Linked DNA regions of Homo sapiens: region 1 is linked to region 2. A link is a contact called in ENCODE Hi-C or POLR2A ChIA-PET data. All regions are on one chromosome and are shown on one strand. Each heading gives the region's core, a stretch centred on a gene start or an enhancer-like site at or near the end of the contact. The rest is flanking DNA. Distances are from core to core; before and after follow the strand shown.

Evidence for each region. A loop is a pair of places that touch in the nucleus more often than their neighbours do. ChIA-PET counts read pairs that join two places held with the same protein, here RNA polymerase II (POLR2A). Pooled maps may share reads with other maps.
Region 1: a loop to region 2 is called in a map of natural killer cell, with 7 times the contacts of the local background. The contact joins the promoter of SLFN11 here to the enhancer-like site in region 2. A Hi-C loop is called at or near these places in 10 of 168 maps with a recorded cell type or tissue (CD4-positive, alpha-beta T cell, CD4-positive, alpha-beta memory T cell, CD8-positive, alpha-beta T cell and 4 more), 12 of 37 single-sample maps with no recorded cell type and 18 of 50 pooled maps. POLR2A ChIA-PET finds 5 or more read pairs at or near these places in 21 of 52 experiments (AG04450, B cell, CD4-positive, alpha-beta T cell and 14 more).

What each region holds. Positions count from the first base shown.
Region 1 is chr17:35,369,715-35,375,591 of GRCh38, forward strand. SLFN11 (schlafen family member 11) reads right to left here and starts at 3,907. Exons shown (of 7, transcript NM_001376007.1): 1 at 3,760-3,907. It overlaps LOC105371933 (a long non-coding RNA gene), which reads left to right and starts at 3,383. Exons shown (of 2, transcript NR_171638.1): 1 at 3,383-3,513; 2 at 4,198-5,141. It also overlaps the pseudogene UFM1P2. RefSeq lists enhancers at 3,875-3,924, 4,015-4,064, 4,735-4,834.
Region 2 is chr17:35,486,530-35,492,439 of GRCh38, forward strand. All of the region lies in intron 2 of SLFN12L (schlafen family member 12 like), which reads right to left. It also overlaps the pseudogene E2F3P1. Among named protein-coding and RNA genes, the nearest start is that of SLFN13, 41 kb to the left of the region's middle. RefSeq lists an enhancer at 647-926 and a silencer at 3,441-3,735. Within about 2 kb of position 1,347, at least 21 of the 41 ENCODE cell types and tissues checked have a DNase peak (open chromatin) inside an H3K27ac peak, as active enhancers do; they include CD4-positive, alpha-beta T cell, CD8-positive, alpha-beta T cell, heart left ventricle and 2 more, where a contact is called at or near this core.

The DNA of each region.
Region 1 (5,877 bases), core at 2,657-5,156, 110 kb before region 2:
GGATCATTAGTGGCTACTATGAGCAACTGTATGCCAATAAATTGGAAAATCTAGAGGAAATAAATTCTTAGACACATACAACCTACCAAGATTGAACCATGAAGAAACCCAAAACCCGCACAAACCAATAAGAAGTAATGAGAACAAAGCCATAATAAAAAGTCTCCAGCAAAGAAAAGTCTGGGACCCGATGGCTTCACCACTGAATTCTACCAAACAGTTAAAGAAGAACTAATATCAATCTTACCCAAACTATTCAAAAATTAGAGAAGGAGGGAATACTTACAAACTCATTCTATAAGGCCAGTATTACTGATACCAAAACCAAAGACACATCAAAGAAAAAAAATTATGGACCAGTATCTCAGCAAAATACTAGCAAACTTAATTCAACAATACATTAAAAAGATCATTTATCATGACTAAGTGCTATTTATTTCAGGGATGCAAGGATGGTTCAACGTATGCAAATCAGTCAATGTGATACATCATATCAACAGAATGAAGGACAAATGCCATATGATCATTTCAACTGATGCTGAGAAAGCACTTAATAAAACTCATTATCCCTTCATGGAAAACTCCTCAAAAAACTGGGTATAGAAGGAACATACCACAACATAATAAAATCCATGTATGACAGACCTACAGCTAGTAGCATACTGAGTAGGGAAACACTGAAAGCCTTTCCTCTAAGATCTGGAACACTATAAGGATCCTCACTTTCACCATTGTTATTCAACATAGAAATCCTAGCTAGAGCAATTAGACAAGAGAAAGAAATAAAGGGCATCTAAATTGGAAAGGAAGAAGTCAAATTGTCCTTGTTTGCAGGTGATATGATCTTACATTTGAAAAAAACCTAAAGACTATACCAGATAACTATTAGAACTGATAAACAAATTCAGTAAAGTTGCAGGATACAAAATAAACATACAAAAATCAGTAGCATCTCTATATACCAATAGTGAACAATCTGAAAAAGATATAAAGTAATCCCACTTACAATAGCCACAAATAAAATTAAATACCTAGGAATTAACCAAATAAATGAAAGATCTCTACAATAAAAACTATAAAATCATGATGAAAGAAATTGAAGAGCCAAAATATGGAAAGGGGAAATATACCCATGTTCATGGATTGGAAGAATCAATATTGTTAAAATATCCATACTTCCCAAAGCAATCTACAGATTCACTGCAATCTCTATTAAAATATCAATGACATTCTTCACAGAAATAGAAAAAACAATCCTAAAATTTATATAGAACCACAAAAGACCTATAATAGCCAAAGTTATCGGAAGCAAAAAGAACAAAACTGGAGGAATCACATTACCTGACCTCAAATTATACTACAGAGCTACAGGAACCAAAATAGCATGATACTGACATTAAAAACAGACACATAGACCAATGGAACAGAATAGAGAACCCAGACACAAATACACACACCTAAAGTGAACTCATTTTTCACAAAGATGCCAAGAACATACACTAGGGAAAAGACATTCTCTTCAATAAATGGCACTGGGAAAACTGGATATCTATCCGCAGAACAATGAAACTAGACTCCTAACTCTTGTCACATATAAAAATCAAACGAAAATGGGTTAAAGACTCAAATCTAAGACTTCACACTGTGAAACTACTACAAGTAAACATTGGGTAAGATCTCCAGGACATTGATCTGAGCAAAAATTCATTGAGCAATACCCCACAAGCACAGGCAACTAAAGCAAAAATGGACAAATGGGATCACATCAAGTTAAAAAGCTTCTGCACAGCAAAGAACGCAATCAACAAAGTGAAAAGACAACCCACAAAATGGGAGGAAATATTTGCAAATTAACCATCCAACAAGGGAGTAATAACCAGAACATATCAGGAGCTCCAACAACTCTATAGGGAAAAAAATCTAATAATCCTATTGAAAAATGGGCAAAAGATTTGAATAGTCATTTCTCAAAAGAAGACAAATGGCAAATAGGCATGTGAAAAGGTGCTCAACATCACTGATCATCAGAAAAATGCAAATCCAAACTACAATGAGATACCATCTCATCCAAGTTAAAATGGCTTTTATCCAAAAGACGGGCAATAACAAACGCTGGCAAGGATGTGAAGAAAAGGGAACCCTCAAACAGTGTTGGTGGGAATGTAAATTAGTACAACTATTATGGAGAACAGTTTGGAAGTTCCTCAGAAAACTAAAAATAAAGCTACCACACAATTCAGCAATTCTACTCCTAAGTATTGACCCAAAAGAAAGGAAATCAGTATATCCAAGAGACATCTGCACTCCTATGTTTCCTGCAGCACTGTTTAAAATAGCTAAGATTTGGAAGCACTCTAAGCGTCCATCAGCAGATGAATGGATAAAGAAAATGATGTGCATATACACAATGGAGTACTATTCAGCCATAGAAAAGAATGAGATCCAATCACTTGCAACAACACGAATGGAACTTGAAATCATTACGTTAAATGAAATAAGCCAGGCAGAGAAAGACAAACATCACATGTTCTCACTTATTTGTGGCATCTAAAAATCAAAACAATTGTATTCTAAGAGCAGAAGGATGACTACCTGAGGAAGGGTGGTAGGAGGGAAGGGGTGAGGTGGGGAGAGTTAATGGGTACAAAAAAATTAGAATGAATAAGACCTACTATTTGATAACACAACAGTTATTATAGTCAATGATAACAATTGTACGTTTTTAAATAACTTAAAGAATGTAACTGGATTGTTTGCAACTCAAAGGGTAAATGCTTGAGGGGATGAATACCCCATTCTCCATGGTGTGCTTATTTCACATTGCATGTCTGTATCAAAACATCTCATGTACCCCATAAATATACACATCCACTATGTACCTACAAAAATAAAATAAAATAAAATAAAAACTAATGAGCATAATTGGATTGTTGGTAACACAAAGGATAAATGCTTGAGGCGATGGATACCCCCATTTACCGTGATGTGATTATTAAACATTACATGCCTGTCTTAAAATATCTCATGTAACCCATAAACATATACATCTACTATGTACCCACAGAAATTAAAAATTAATTTAAAAAAAAAGAAAAGAAAGGGAAATGGGCTGCGACAGATGTGCCCTCTTGGAAAACTAAAACTTAGAGCTCTTTGTCCTTCTGGGGTAGCACGTGTATTCTACAGATCTTGTCCAGAGGGAGACATTTTTCTCATTTCTCCCCCCTCTAGATTATAAATCTCCCCGCAGGGCAATGGCAATTCTAATTCTGCCTTTTAGTTTCTATATTAAGGAAAATAGTTTAGAGTGGTTGGTCGGTCACATAGACAGCTGTAGAACTAGTTTCTCAAGTTTAAAATACCAATAACTCTGAAACCTGAGATCTGCAGCCCTGGGAGCCACCAAGGTGCACTCAGTGGCCTTCTAGGCTTCGGTTCCTGCTCCGCGCCCCGCAGAAACCGCGGCTGGCTGGCCAGGGGCTCTTCCAACTTCCAGCGGGAGCAGGTGCACAGGTCAGGCCCGCCCCGCCCCTAATGCCTTCTACCCCCATTACCCACCCCCGCCCCGCCCGCCAGTCCTCCATAGTCCGCTTTTTAGGGAACCTGCTGAGCAAACTAGCTGGGCCCCCGGACAGGGGAGAAAAGCACAGATACCCCCACTCCACTCCACCCCCAGCCCCTCCGCACCCCTCCAGCCCCTCCCCACACCCCACACCCTGGCTGGGGTGGGGTGGGAAGGGTGCTGCTCCCTTCTCGAACCTGGCACTCGAGTTACAGCCCGACGCGGATTCGGCTGGGCTAGACCCTGAAGCACGGGTAGAAACGCAACTCCGGAGTCCCAGGCTGGGGGCAAGGACCCTCTCTGACCTCTCAAGCTCCAGCGCTTCCGAAGCCCCCTTAGCGTTTCCCTGGAGGCGCCCAGGTCGAGTCCTTATATACTAGCGGGTTGGCGCCATCCCACGCACATCCCACGCAGGAGATGCAAGAGCCAATGGGCGGGTCTGCTAAGCCCGCGAACTCTGCCGCGTTAAATTGCCTAGAAGCTCCCACCCTTCTGACTGTTGCCACGTAGTTCTTAGTTTCCGGGAATTTGGGGATTTTTTCCTCCCCCTTCTTCCCACCCTTCCTCCGTCTCCTCGCTCCCTCCATCCATCTCTCCCTCCCTATCATCTATCTATTCATCTATCTGGATTACAGCAAAACAAAGAATAAAGATTATGAAGAAAGAGAAGAACTTCCCAGGCCCAAGCAGCTGTCGGCTCCTGCGCTCCCAACGGGGTGGCCGTTTCCTTCCTCGCACCCTCTTCTCTCCCGGTGCCTGCGGTCCCACCTTCCAGATACCCCTCGGAGAGTCCAGCTGAGCTCTCGCCAGAGCTTTCCCCTTCCAACCCGCTCGACTTGCCCAGATCCCAAGCTGGGCTTCTCTCTCCATCGCCCCAGAAAGTGGGTCTTGGAGACCGAGGCAAGAATTTGGGCCTCCGCTTCTGTTCCAGACCCCGGACCCCTTGCCAAAATGCGGCAGATGTGCAGATTGGGCCGCGCTTGGTTCCTGGCTGGGTTTATGGAGCCTGCGGCTGAGGCAGGCTCCGCAGACCCCGAGCCAGAGTGGGATTTAACGGCGGCCGGTGCGCTGTGCTTGGTCAACCCCGGTAACCGTCACGCTGCTAGTGATATGAAAAAAACCTGCCAGCGTTCTGCTTTTCTGCCCCGCTGCAGTCTTTAGCACCCGCCAGGATTCTGTCCGAGTGTTTGGATTTTGTAATCCTCCTGTCTTTGGCCAACTCCCCATCCTTGGCGGAGCGCTCGCCCTTGGCCGGGCTCCGTGCTGCCAGCCTTGCGGAACCCTAGGCCCGGGCGGCTCTGTCGGAGGCCCACTTCTCACTGATGCGGAGTGGCCCGAGGGTGGGAGCAGCGGTTAATGCCGCACTGATTAATACAGGCTCCAGTGAAAGCGAAAGTAAGAAAATAAAACGGATTTCATTATACATATACAATGTGTGTATGGATACATGTACATACATATTACACTTATGTGTATGTTACGCACGTTTGTTAAAATGAGGTCATAATGTTCATGCTGTTTCATAACCCACTTTCTTTCAATGACCACCTTTTCATTTCAGTAAATCTTCGTATTCTCATGTTGCAGCTTCTCCATTTTTCTTTAACATGTTTACAGAGAGTCTGTGCAAACCTGTACCAAATCCAGAACCATGCATCTATAACGTGCTAAAAGATTGTCAACCTAGAATCCTATAACAACCACAAAAAAGGCCTACCTAAATGGAGGCAAAGTAATGACTTCAGACAAAAAAAAAAAAAAAGGAAATCTGAAAATCTGAGGGAATTTGTCACCAGCCGATCTTTCTTATGAAAAAATATTAAAGGAAGTTCTTTAGCTGGAAGGAAAATGATACCTGAATGAAACTCAGATCTACAAAAAAGAATGAAGAGCACAGAAGATAGTAAATATGCAGATAAATATAAAAAATCTCTTTTTTACTGTTAAAATTATTCTTTTTTTACAATATAACAAAATGTATTTTCATTGGATATTAATTATGAACCCACAATGCATGTAAACTAAATACAATACTTCAAATCATTCTGCACAAAGAAATTACAGATCACATTTATTTAATAACAAAATGTCTAATTGTTTAATAAAATGTTTTTAGGAACTTACAATATAATTTTCAAAAACAAAGAATAAAAATATTAAATATATCACTTTATGGCAGAGGACAACATAAATTTATTTCTGCAACACAGCAGGCAAACTTTTGTGCTAGAAACAGTGGAGAAAAAATTTAAAGCAAAAAGTCAGGAAATGGATGTTCACAAATTTCTGGTTAACTGAGGCTCAATAGTTATTGT
Region 2 (5,910 bases), core at 97-2,596:
TAAAACTTTCCATGGTTCAAAACCTCAGGCTTCAGGCATACATCTGGAACACAATGCTAAAATTAAATAAATAAATAAATAAAAACGAGCTGAGGACTGAGCCGACCAAATCTCTAGGGCCTAAAACTCACTGGCCTCCCTTAAACCTTGGGTCTAGGTTTACAGGTTAGATGTTTCCACTGAAATCCTTTATACTTTTGACTATAGGGGAAATTCTATCAGACCTGAACTCATGATTTAGGCTATGTTGTTGGCTATCTTTAATGGGAATGGGGGTGGCATTCATATCTCCTTAGAGTTATGCCAGAACAACAGGTTAGTAAGAACTGCAACCCACAAGGGTGGGACAGGAGGCAGAAGAGCTACCTCCTGGGGAGCAAAAAGCATAGAGCGTGATTTGCCGTCTTCGGATACCACTTTGCATTTAGTTCGGAACAGCACTGCTTTCACCCTTTCCCTCTTCTAGATGATAAACCAGCAGCGCAAGAGGGTGCTTGGTTTTTCTTTCAGGATCTAGGGCGCAGTTCGTCAGTGCCTGGTCACATTTCACCTAAATAACCCATTCCCCAACTCCCTGAATGCTCAGGACTCCAGGAGGGTGGGCAACCCCCATCCGATGGACACCTGCCAAGTCTGGCCTGTCCATACAGCACTCCCCACTTCTCCAGCTCTGCACCAACACCTCACGGGCTTGAGCCACCGCGCCCGGCCGCCCTGCGGCTTTTTAAGGCGCTCCCCAGCCCACGCACGGGCGGAAGTTTTGTCATCTACAGCTTTCAAGTCCTCCATTGCTAAGTCTACAACAGCCTGCGGTTTTGACAGACATTGCTACAGAGACAGGAGCCAACTTTCCCAGAAGGGAGAGAAAGCAGCCTCGGGTCTCCCCGAGATCGGTGGGGTTGCTCTGGCAGCGCCCCACCTCGTCCCGGAGCCCACGGACCACCCCCCCCGGACCCCCGGAATAAGAAACGGAGGCTGGAAGGTTTGGCAGTGGAGCGGGACGAATTTATCTGCCAGCAATTCCCTGGAAACAGGATTCCTTGCAGGCGCTGTGCCAGCGCGGGCCCTTAAGCAACTGAAAGTTAAACGCCCACGTGAATAGCTCTGAGGGATCACGGAGAAGTTCTCGTTTCGTCTGTACCTATTTGTATTTTCTAAGGCGAAAAAAAAGTTATTTAAAGAAAAAGAGAACGAACCTGGCGAGGTCCATGTCTGCGCACTCTTCACCAAGTAGGGGGACCTGAGTTCTTTTCCACTTTCCTGCTCTCCGCGTCCGTGTGCGGCTAGCCCCTCGCTCAGCTGCATTTCTATCGGGCACTCGACTCCCCGGAAGTGGTGGCACCGCACGCGCTGTTATCGACTCTGCGCCTTTGGAAACGGTGTGTCTGCGAATCCAACGACGGGCGCGGTGACTCACGCCTGTAATCCCAGCACTTTGGGAGGCTGAGGAGGGTGGATCACCAGCTTAGGAGATAGAGACCATCCTGGCTAACATGGTGAAAACCCGTCTCTACTAAAAATACAAAAAAATTAGCCGGGCATGGTAGCGGGCGCCTGTAGTCCCAGCTACTCGGGAGGCTGAGGCAGGAGAATGGCGTGAACCCCGGAGGCGCAGCTTGCAGTGAGCCGAGATCGTGCCACTACGCTCCAGCCTGGGCGACAGAGCAAGACTCCGTCTCAAAAAAAAATTGACGAAGGACCAAACCCCTAAAGGGGTGACATTCCAGCTTGACTCGTATCCCAGAGCAGCCCTGCTGTCCCCTTGCTTGAAAGCGCAGTTGACGCCAGAAACCGGGGGAGAGCAGCTACTAATGCACAGGGGAGGAGGGAGGTGCGAGGAGCGGGTTGCTCTCAGAGAGACAGAGTTGAACAACTACCCCTTGCGGTGTAGGAAGTATCTTGCGGCCTTCTAGGCCAATTAGTTGGCTTCGAACAGTCCAGTGGCTCCTCTAACTGGATACAGCCCTCCTGTCACGTTGCTTTCGTGGGGCCCTTGTTATGGTAATTACGATAATACACGTTTCTCCAGCCCACACGTCTAAGAACTGTTGCGAGAACCCATACTTTTTGAAATGCACACAGGCCAAAATGACTCACTAACTGAGGAGTTCACCAGTCTGAATTGCCCTTTCTCCCTAGCTCCATCCCACTCCGGACTCAATTAAGGGCCTGCCGTTGGAAGTCCCATCTAGAATCTTAAGGTACAGGCAGAGTACTTCTTCACACTGAATGAGCACATGCATTGAAAGTATATAGCTGGCCGGGCGCGGTGGCTCAGGACTGTAATCCCAGCACTTTGGGAGGCAGAGGCGGGCGGATCACCTGAGGTCAGGAGTTTGAGACCAGCCTGGCCAACATGAAGAAATCCCGTCTCTACTAAAAATACAAAAATTAGCCGGGCGTGGTGGCACGCGCCTGTAATCCCAGCTACTCGGGAGGCTGAGGCAATAGAGTCTCTTGAACCGGGGAGGCGGAAGTTGCAGTGAGCCCAGATCCCGCCACTGCACTCCAGCCTAGGCGACAGAGCGAGACTTTGCCTCAAAAACAAAACAAAACAAAAGTACATAGCCGTGCTTTTCTTCATTTCATCTGATTCTCACGCCAGCTCTAAGGAAACAGCTTCACTGAAGTGAGGAAACTCTTCTTCAGTCACTGACTTACAAAATGGTAGTGCAGGGATTTTCCCAGACCACCAAGAAGGCATCCAAGAAGTAAGCAAAAAAGATTACGACGTCGTTCCTATACCGTGGCAGTGGCTCACGCCTATTATCCCAGCACTTTGAGCGGAGGAGACAGGAAGGTCGCTTGACCCCAGGACTTCAGGACTAGCCTGGCAATATAAGGAGACGTCATCTCTACAAATAATTTTTTAAAATAACCGGGCGTGGTGGCAGTGCACTTGTGGTCCCAGCTACTAAGGAGGCTATGGTGGGAGGATCACTTGAACTTGGGCTGTTGAGGCTGCAGTGAGCCGTGATCAGGCTACTGCACTCCAGCCTGAGCGACAGAGTGAAACCCTGTCCGTATATATATGTACATATATATATGTAAAATGAATGCAGCAATATACCCCCCAAAATTATATTAAGACCAACAGAGGTTTACTCTCGGTATCCAAGAGTGATTTAGATGTGAAAATCAATCGGCCTATTCACTGCATTAATGAAAAAAGGAACATCACATGATCATTTCAATAGATACCGAAAAAGCATTTGACTCTTGAAAGTTATCCTCAGAAAGAATACATATGACGTCTGCACTTATTCCATAGATCAAAACAAGTCACCTTGCCAAGCCTAATATCAATGGGGCAGAAAACTGTCATCTACTTCCGGAGAGGAACACCAACCTTGTGGAATATTATGACAGTTTATACAGCACAGCATCTTATGCTCCAAGTGGGACAAAAATCCCACAACCAGTCATGATTTTTAAAAAGAACCCTTAGCAAATTGGGAATAGAAAGAAATATCCGACATCCAGATCCTCACCACGAACACTTCCACCACCTCCTGTTCCCTCTCCCTCCAAAGCGGCGCCGTAGCCACCGGCCCCCTCCTCCCCAGTGCCCCAGGCGCGGAGCAGACCGCCGGCAACCTCCTCTACACCACGCCGCAGGGACCCTCCAGCAGAGCCGGGCTGCTGCAGCCACCAGCGCTGGGACGAGGCGGCAGTGGCCCTCTGGCAAAGTGAAGTCTGGAGCTAGGAGAAAGCGGTCATCAGTACCTCTCGGATGGTTCAAAAACCCCCAAGGGCAAAGGAAGAGCTGCACTAAGAAGTCCAGATACTCCAAAAACTCCAAAATCTACCTCAGAAAAAACACGGTACGATAGTCTCTTGATCTGCTCACCAAGAAGTTCATTCAGCTCCTGAACCAGTCACCCGATGGGGTCTTGGTTTTGAACAAGGCAGCGGAAGTGCTAAAAGTGCAAAATAGAAGGATTTATGATATCACCAAAGCTCTGAAAGGCATCCATCTCATTAAGAAGAAGTCTAAAAATAACGTCCAGTGGATGGGTTGCAGTCTGTCTGCGGATGGGGGCATGCTGACCCAGTGTCAAGGCCTGTCAAAAGAAATGACCAAGCTCACTCAGGAAGAGAAGAAATTAGATGAACTGATCCCAAGCTGCACGCTGGACCTCAAACTATTAACCGAGGATTCAGATCGTCAAAGGTTAGCTTACGTTACATATCAACATATTCGAAAAATTAGTGGCCTTAAAGACCAAACTGTTATAGTTGTGAAAGCCCCTCCAGAAATAAGACTTGAGTGCCTGACTCAATAAGAGAGCCTACAAATACATTTGGCAGGTACCCAAGGGCACATTGAGGTTTACTTATGTCCAGAAGAGACTGAAACACAGTCCAATGACAACAAACAACCAAGACCCCAATGGGAATATCCTTAAACCCACCTCGTTGGTTTCAACCAACTCAGGACATAGCGATTGCTCAATTTCTATGGGAAACCTTTCTCCTCCGGCCTCCCCAGCCAACCTCTTACAGCAGACTGCGGACCAAATTCCTTCTAATCCTCTAGTATGACCATTTGTGAACTTACTGCCTCCCCTGCTGCAAGATGACCATTTGTGAACTTACTGCCTCCCCTGCTGCTCCTCCTGAGCCTCGGGGAGGAGGAAGGCATCAGCGATCTCTTTGATGCCTATGATTTGGAAAAGCTCCCACTGGTGGAAGACTTCAAGTGTAGTTGATTATGCTTCATGTGAACTCTCCTTAAAAACCAATTTTTTTAAATCATGGAACCAGAACATATGTCATGCAATGTTGTCCCTTCCTACTTTCTTCCTCCAGGAGAGTATCATGAAGTAAACTACAAACTTCAGAAGAAAGCTGACATTTTCATGAATTTTTTAAAAATTAATAAACAAATTGTCTAAACGCACAGTTGCAGGCTCCCTTGGGAAAGCCCTGCTTTGCTACAGGCTCCAAGATCTCCTGGCTAGGTCAGCAAGTGAGAAAATGTACAATCAGTTGTCTCTCACCCCGACTTTTCCTTCCTCCTTCCTCCCCGGATTGGCTTGCTGTGCCTGAGGGATGGGCTGCAGAATGGGGTCTGGCCACCTGGCCTGCTGGGAAACAGCAATCTTCCTTAATAGCATTTCAAGCCATGCCTTCTCCACAGAATGCATGTCTTTGAGGTCTGCTGATATGGAATGGAACTGCAGCAAATGCAAACTTGAAGTCATGCAAAAGTATGAAATGAATTTCTTCAGCTCTTCTTAGGAATATTCAAATTACTGTCATAATTCAGTTTAAGCTATGAACTGTGTGTCCCAGTAGGAGGTCAAGAAGATCTCCACAGGCTTCTGGATGAAGAACCTGTTTTCAAATATACTTGTTGCAGATACAGAAGACTAGTAGAGTTCTGCCACTCTAAGCTGTTGTGGATTTTCCTGTCTCCATGAACCACTCCCATTCCCCTGTCCCCAATGTGTTTGTGAGTTTCTAGTTGATTTGTAGCAAATGCCTACTTAGTTCTTTGTGGATTGTTTTGAACTTTTTATTTTTTTAGCTGCCATTTAAGCATTCCTGTGGCACCCATCACCATTTCAATTTAATTGTTTACTTTGAAGCGATTTTTGCAAATTCACATTACTTCAGCAGAGGGAGAGAACCTCTACTGATCAGAGCATCTAAACCTGTGTGATCTAAGGTTTATCAGCTTCTGCAAGGAGCTTTGTCCCACCATGCTTCCATTCCCAGAAGGAGGAGCTTGGAGCGAGTCAGTCCTGGGGCTTGCTGACATGGGTGACCCATTGGAAAGGAGAACCAGGTTGGGTGACTTAGCCCCAAGGAGCAGCAGGCATGGGTCCCTCCATCCTTGGGCTTCCTGGGCCCCTGTGATGGGGGAAAGGGCTCTCTTATACCACACTCAAGGAGACCACTTCT